Linked DNA regions of Homo sapiens: region 2 is linked to region 1. Evidence: chromatin loops called from intact Hi-C (ENCODE). Cell type or tissue: IMR-90. All regions are shown on one strand.

Region 1 (4,000 bases):
TGGCTACCTAATTACCTTACTCTTCTTGGCCCAGTTTTTTCTTTGCATACTGAAATTGTTGAGGATTTTGTGGTGTTCATATGGATTCAACTTTGCCAAAGTTCAGTTTTCTTGCTAAAATTGAGTTGCTTATTGAGTAAATTTCATGAAGTAAATCACAATATTCCATTGACATCATCCAACCTTTATATTATTCCCTGTATACAGTATTCATCCTATATGTTACTTCTTCTGCCAGGCAGGCCTGCTCTACCCATCTGGCCAAATCCTCTAAGAAGTTTAACTCCCTTGGGTCAATAGTTTGCTTAGACTGCTATTAGACCATGAGATCCTGAAAAGTAAGGCCACACCTAACCCACTGCATATCCTTCATGCCTAGGATAGTGTTTGATGCATAGCAGGCACTACAAGTAGGTGTATTGCAACGTCAAGTATATTTTCCATTGATTTGCTTGCCAGTTTAGAGAATTAGGTATGTTTGATGCCATCCCTAAGAACTAGGTATTGTTCTGTGCTTCATCAGGGATCCTGATGGATATCTAGAAAGATAAGAGACTGAATCCAGAGAAGTTGTCTGTGGCAGAGAAGAGTCAGCAAAGACCTCATGTTAGAGTGCTCAGGAGGGGAAAGTAAGCACGCCAGCATCACTGATGGGTGACTCTAAAGCTAACATGGAAGCTGTGTTCTGTCAGCCCTGTTTTTACTGCCTACTTGAAAATGGGCCACCCAGGATCACAAACTAATGACAGGCATAATGAAGTCAAAAGCTATAGGCAAATCCAGACTTCAATTGGGACAAGAGCAAAGGTTCCTATTCAGGCTTTGATCTATAAATAGTATTTCTCTCCACAGAGTCTCTAGATACTGGTTTACAACTCCCTCCTTAACAAATACCCATTGTAATTATTCTATGTTTCTAACTAAAAGCAAAACCATGTGCAGTCTAGCTCAGAAGAGGATAGTCATTCATTTGTGAAGTGTGAGGCACGAGAACCTGACTGAATGAAAGGCCACCCCAGCCCCATATAAAGGTTAGCAAAGGATATTTAGATATGCTACTAAAATCCATGCCTAGATAAGTCAGACAAGAAGACAGCTTTAAATTTGGACTGTATTGCCTTGTCTCCTTAAAGGATTTTTAAAAACTAAATTGTACTTATTTTGATTCCATCTATCTTTATGAAAAAGTTCGCCTTTCACACCATCTTCCTGAATGGATTTTGCTGAGGCATTTTTCATCACATTAAAAAAAAAAAGTCCATGGGAGAAATTTCTCTCAGGCTTGGCATCAGCACTTCCCCTTCTTCCAAGCCAATTGGTTTGTTTTTATCTCATGGGCATGGTGAATTCTTTAACTTATCTGATTTTTGTGTTACTTGATAGAAAAGCAATTTTTTTGTCTCTGAGAAGAGGCAGGTCCGGGTGGTGCTGGCAGTTCATTTCCTCCTCCCTGGAAGTGAGCAGACTCAGCAGATCTGAGTTAAGTAGACAGACATAGAAGCTGGTCTCAGCTGCTGAGTTCCTAAGGCTACCCCCTGCAATCCTATAAAAATGTGAAATGTACAGCATTGCAAGGCAAGGTTCAGTGCACCCAGGCTACCTGATGAGCCTAAACCATGGGATAATGAGAATTTGGGAAACAACTGGTGATCCACTACCTCCCTGTATTAGTTTGTTCTCACACTGCTATAAAGAACTACCTGAGAGTAGGTAATTTATGAAGAAAAGAGGTTTAATTGACTCACAGTTCCACAGGCTATACAAAGGCTTGGAGGCCTCAGGAAACTTACAATCATGGCAGAAGGTGAAGGGGTAGCAAGCATGTCTTACCATGGTGCAGCAGAAGAAAGCGAGAGAGAGCAAAGGGGGAAGTGCCACACACACATTTTTAAACCATCAGATCACATTCGAACTCATTCGCTAACACGAGAACAGCAAGGGGAAAATCCACACCCATAATCCAATCACCTCTCACCAGGCCCCTCCTCCCACACGTGGTGATTACAATTCGAGATGAGATTTGGGTGGAGACACAGAGCCAAACCATATCACTCCCTGCTCATAAAATTCTTTCTTAATAAACCCCATTCTAGATCTTCTGGAGGTGTGTATTTGAAATCTCATTGCCCACATGTAGAAAATACATAGGATGCCAAGATTTCCTTCTTTGTAATTTAATTTTTTGACTGTTAATTTACTCACATGATTCAAAACTCAAAATACATTAAAAGTTTAGAGTGAAAATTTCCCTTTCATCCTTATCATCCATCTTCCTAGTCCCCCCAAAAGAAATTGTTATTACCTTGTTATCTGTCCCTCCAGAGTTTTTTCATACACCTACAAGTATATGCAAATATGTTTCTGTTTTTCCCAGATTTTTCCCTCATATATTAGCATGTTGCAACATTATTGTTCTGAACTTTGATTTTTTTAATTGAAAGTGGATTTTTGAGATTTTTAATATTATATATAAGAAATTCCTTGTTCTTCTTTATGGCTTTATAATAGTGCATTAATGTGCTATAATTTATAATTTAGTTAACCACTCTTCTGTCGGAGGATGTATTAGTCTGTTTTCACGCTGCTGATACACACCCGAGACTGGGCAATTTACAAAAGAAAGATGTTTAACTGGACTTACAGTTCCACCTGGCCAGGAAAGCCTCACAACCATGGCAGAAGGCAAGGAGGAGCAAGTCATATCTTACATGGATGGCAGCAGGTGAAGAGAGAGAGAATGAGAGCCAAGGGAAATGAGTTTCCCCTTATCAAACCATCAGATCTCGTGAGACTTACTCACTATCAGGAGAACAGTATGGGGGAAACTACCCCCATTATTCAATTATCTCCCACCAGGTCCCTCCCACAACATGAAGCAATTATGGGAGTACAAATCAAGATGAGATTTGGGTGGGAACACAGAGCCAAACCATATCAGGGGACATTTATTTGTTTCAAATATTTTGCTATTACAACAGTATTTTAATGAATAATCCTGTATGCACATTCTTCACAATTGTGCAATTCACACAAATTTCTAGAAGGAAATTTCTAGAAATTTCTTTAATGATTAATTTCTAGAAATTTTTATAGTTATATTCTCTAGACAGATCTACAGTTTATTTAAGATTTACAATAGTTCATGGCATGAAAGAGTGGTCCAAACTACTTTTTCCAGTAATTCCTAAGCAATGATTTCTTAAAATAGGAGTTGCTTGGTGAAAGGGTATATACATTAATACTTTCGATAGCTGAAGCAAACTGCATTCCATTTGGGTTATAACAAATTATATCCTCATCAGCAACATGAGAGTAGCTGCATCCCCACGTGCTCAGCAAAATATGTTATCACTTTGTGGATTTTTTCCAAGTTATAAGGCAAAAAGGAGTATCTTGATACAGTTTTAATTTTAATTTGAGTTTCTCTGATTATAATTGAGTTTAGGCATTTTTATTTTTCAATGAACTCTCTGTTCATATCCTTTTACTATATTCTCATTAAGGTTTTTGTCTTTGTCTTTTTTGTTGTTTGTAGAAGTTTTTTATATATTAAGAACATTAACCCTTGTCTTAAATATGAACTGCAATTATTTTTTGTCTCTTATTTACTTTTGATTCTGTTTATAGATTTTTGTTGCCACACTTTTTTAATGTAGCTGAATGTGTTAATTTTTTATGACTTATGAATTATTTGTTAGAGTTAGAAAGGCCTCATCCATGCCAGTAGTATAAAATAATTCTCCCATGTTTTCTTGCAGTATAAGCATGGTCATATTTTCTAGATAGATCTACAATTTATTTGAGATTTACAATAGTTTATGACATGAAATAGGGGTCCAAACTGCTGTTTCAAGTAATTTCTCAGCCAGCATGATTTCTTAAGCTATCTTTTCCCCAATAATTTGAGGCACCACTTTTATCATATTCTAAATTTTCCTATGTATTTGGCACTAGTTCTGAATTTTTTATTGTTACCCATTGATCTTTCTTTCAGTTCCAG
Region 2 (4,000 bases), 57 kb after region 1:
GACTAACTATAGCAAGACGTTTTTCTTGTAAAGGAGATACTGCATGGAAAGCTGAAATTTAGAAGAGACTTCACAATGAGTGCTACTCGAAGTGCTGTTCTACAAACCATCACTGGCCCATCATAACAAATAACTTGCACAAGAAGATAAATTAACTACCACACTAAGCACACTATTTCCTTCAGCTGATAATTTTTTTAAAACCAAAATTTCTCGATGAAGACAGCAGTATACTGATACACTTTCTGGCCCAAGCTCCTTATTGAATCACTGACCTGTAACAAACAGTTCACAGACAAGCACTTCTCTGCAGACACATTTTGAGTAGCACTGTTTAGATCACACTCAGAAAACACTCTAAGCCTATCCTCATCTGTATGATGAGAATAGTAATAATTGCTCCGGATGCCTCAAAGAATAGTCTGATGCTCTAATAAGCCATATGGCTTGCAAATAGCAAGCACCTATTAATTATGTATTATTGAGTTACGTATAATTACGTATAACTACTGAGTTATTTGGAGTCATTTAAAATAAAGCAATATATAAAAATAAAACAAGACACTTTTCATTTGCTCAGAATGCTTGTTGTTAAAGTTAACTGAGGTTACAAATGGTTTGTTTTTCCAATGAATTTAACATCCCAAAGTATTCAATATTGAGTTTATTAACAAAAGTGGATGTGTACATAGTCTTATCTCATATTTGAATATACACACTGCATAATGACAGCTATTTTTTATCAGAGCAATGTTTCCCAAACATAGAAGCGCAGAAGTAAAATGTTATTTTCATTTTTCTGTATTCTTGATTTTAGTTTCTAGAATTCATAAACTCAAAACTGTTCACATAAGTTTAGAGTATTTGTTCTTGTTTATCTCTGACAAAGAGGTGTTCTCTAAGAAATTTTATATTTTATAATCTTTCCTCTGAAATATGAGAAAGACATGGAATCTCCTGAGTTATATATGCAGCTTATACATTCTTTGAAAAAATTATTTTTTAAAAATATCACAAAGTATATATCCATAATATATGTTGCTATTCACACAATTCTTTAAGCAATATTCAAGTATATTTGTGCTTTATATTTTTACATTACTTTAGAACCTATTTTTAGCTTTCAATAAAACTATGTATCTCCAAAGATTTCTCAAATATTTAATAAATGAGGCAAAACAATCATGAAAATATAAACTGCTACTATAGATTTTTCATCTTTCATTTTATGCATTTCCTCTCAACCATGTAATTTCCTGTTAAGGAATGTTGATAAATTTTTATCTTTATAATATCAATATTGCTGCTTTCTCAGCCTGGTGCAACAGTCAAGACATCACAAGGTTTCTGAACACGCAGTATTCACTCTGCCATATAAGTTGGAGCAATAAAATCTGATAGGACTGGTATTCATCATTTCCAGTTATTTCAACTGCAGGACCACCTTAAAACACAAATTGAAGAGAAAATATCAGGTTATACAAGACTGATGCTGATATATTCCATATTAAATGCTTTGAAGTCTCTGAAAAAGGGCATGGAGAACTCATAACAAGCAAGTACAATGCACAGTAACTGATGACATATGCCTGCTGGAATCTACGGTTCAGAATCTGTTACCATTTATATCGGGCTCTATCACATGCACCCTTCACACATGTAGCCCCAGCCATCCAGCCAAGCCTGAGCTGCTCGTTTGGTTAATAGGCATGTGGACCGGTAATCAAAGCACTACAATGTTTGAGCAAATGCAGAGTGTGGAGAGAAGCTGAAGTTTATCAGAGTTTTTAAAAAGGAGGATCAAGAAGATTAAATAGTAGGGCAATAGAGGTTGTAAGAATCACTGAGACTTAATCACTGAGATGAGATCACTAGAGAAAATGCTGAGCAATAACGAAGAAACATACATATACAAAGACAATTATTTTTATTCCTCCTCACAACAGTTTCCACTGTTTAAGTATTATTTTTCTCATTTATTAAACATTAGGAGCAGTTATTGTTATTTAGCCACTCCATTGTAAATGTGAAGTTTTTGGACATTCATTAGTTCTGTCTTGCCTCAACCTGATTTTGTCATAATAACTACAAGTCAGATTCTGTCTTCCATAGTTAGAGGATCATAAAAGCAATTTTCTATTATTAGTCCAGTTAATAAAGCCACTTTTTTTAGGATCGTAATTTTTTTAATCATAAAAACTCTTCAGAATCAATTTTATTATTCTAAGGTAAAAATGTTATTTTTATCATTAACGAGCATTGCAGCAAAAGAAATTCAGCTGTTAGAATAGCACTATTATTCTTTCAAAAATTACTTAGTACATTATGTTCAAAACTAATTGAACATTACAAGTTATAATTAATATCTAAAACTAGAGCTCAGAACATATTAACAAAGTATTTTCTGTGCTTAATTAACATAAAACATCTGGAGAAAAAACACTAAAAGTGAACTATGAGTCTAGGAGTATCAATCAAAACTTAAAACATTTGGCTGGGTGCAGTGGCCCATGCCTGTAATCCCAGCACTTTGGGAGGCCAAGGCGAGTAGATCACTTGAGGTCAAGAGTTTGAGACCAGCCTGGCCAACATGGTAAAACCCCATCTCTACTAAAAATACAAAAATTAGCCAGGCCTGGTGGCAGGCATCTGTAATCTCAGCTAGTCTGGAGGCTCAGGCACGAGAATCGCTTGAACTCGGGAGGCGGAGGTTGCAGTGAGCCGAGTTCGCGCCGTTGCCCCTCCAGCCTGGGTGACAGAGTGAGACTCCAACGCAAACAAAAAAAAACCCCAAAACCTTAAACATTCAAATCATATGACAAAATTATAGCAAATACCTTATTCGCTGCTTCCAAGGACTGTATTAGATTCTGCAGCTCCTCTCTACTCATTTCAATAGAATAAGGTTTTACTTCACCATTTTCTTTTACATCTAGATGCAGGCTTAAAAGTGGCATTCGTAATGCAGCAATCTTGTCACTGGAAAGTGCAAGCTGTTTAAAATCAGAAAAATAGCAATTAATAAATAGTAAAAAGAACTATATTGAGTATACATCAGAGGTTAGTTAGCAGTACATTTTTTAAAAGTACTGTTTGCTGTTGAGTATAGAGAAAGGTGAAAGAAATAAATTAAGTCCATGCTAAAGCATATTTGAAGAACAGAAAGAGAAAGGAGAGTGAATAAAGGAGAGGAAATCGGTAGGAAAGTAAGACAACCAGTCAGCAATCTTGTGGCAGAAGCAGGTGTCTAGATCAGAGTCATGCCTGGGAAGTACTGAATGGGTCTAATGTACAAGAAACAGAGAATTCTTAAAGAAGACTGAAGGCACCAAGAAGATGAAAGTTCATGTACAAAGATAAGTGAGACCAAAAATAGTGGTAAACTCTCAGAAATTAAGATGCTTAATTCATGGTCAGCTATCTATCACAATATTGATAAATATGTTATCAAGATACCATCTTCAATTAGAGCCACTCAACAGAAACACTCTGTACATTTACCTCACTTCTTAATTTCTTTCTCTGGAATATATCCTAGGGGAATTGGAAGAACCAAATATTTATAATACTAATACTTCTTGAAATGAGCACTGTAGCTTCCTTGGCAGACAGCATAGGGAAACTCAATTTTTCTAGAATCTGAGCCAGAAAAATCCACAAAAACTGAATCTTTGTTTAGAATGCTGCCACTTGCAAAAAAATTACTTATGCAATGATAAGGGACATCTTCCCTAATGACCTCAAAGGATCTCCCTTGTGGTACATACACTATAGAATCAAATCTTGACATAGCTCCTCTATTCTCTCACCCAAAAACAGGACCCATAATATCTCAGATCTGGAAGTATCAGCTTCAGGTTAACTATCTTATGCATAATTCTCCTCCTCAATATTTCCAATAAATAGTTTTTCACCCTATGCTTGAATACCACCAATGATGATGCATGTGCTACCTTGAGAAGCGGTTACAATCATTTCCAGATACTCATACTTGTTAAAA

What was found. A loop is a pair of places that touch in the nucleus more often than their neighbours do. Peaks named below come from ENCODE experiments on the same cell type or tissue, not always from the same donor. Only the 100,000 strongest peaks of a DNase experiment are listed, where the experiment ranks them.
Region 2: a loop joins it to region 1, with 2.8 times the contacts of the local background. A loop is called at or near these places in 1 of 110 quality-filtered maps.

What each region holds. Positions count from the first base shown.
Region 1 is chr4:47,393,488-47,397,487 of GRCh38, forward strand. All of the region lies in intron 5 of GABRB1 (gamma-aminobutyric acid type A receptor subunit beta1), which reads left to right. Among named protein-coding and RNA genes, the nearest start is that of COMMD8, 68 kb to the right of the region's middle. In IMR-90, no CTCF peak of the experiment used is centred here; no DNase peak of the experiment used is centred here.
Region 2 is chr4:47,450,222-47,454,221 of GRCh38, forward strand. It overlaps COMMD8 (COMM domain containing 8), which reads right to left. Exons shown (of 5, transcript NM_017845.5): 4 at 2,838-2,993; 5 at 566-1,444. The coding sequence ends at 1,424. Among named protein-coding and RNA genes, the nearest start is that of COMMD8, 11 kb to the right of the region's middle. In IMR-90, no CTCF peak of the experiment used is centred here; a DNase peak (open chromatin) is centred at 1,610.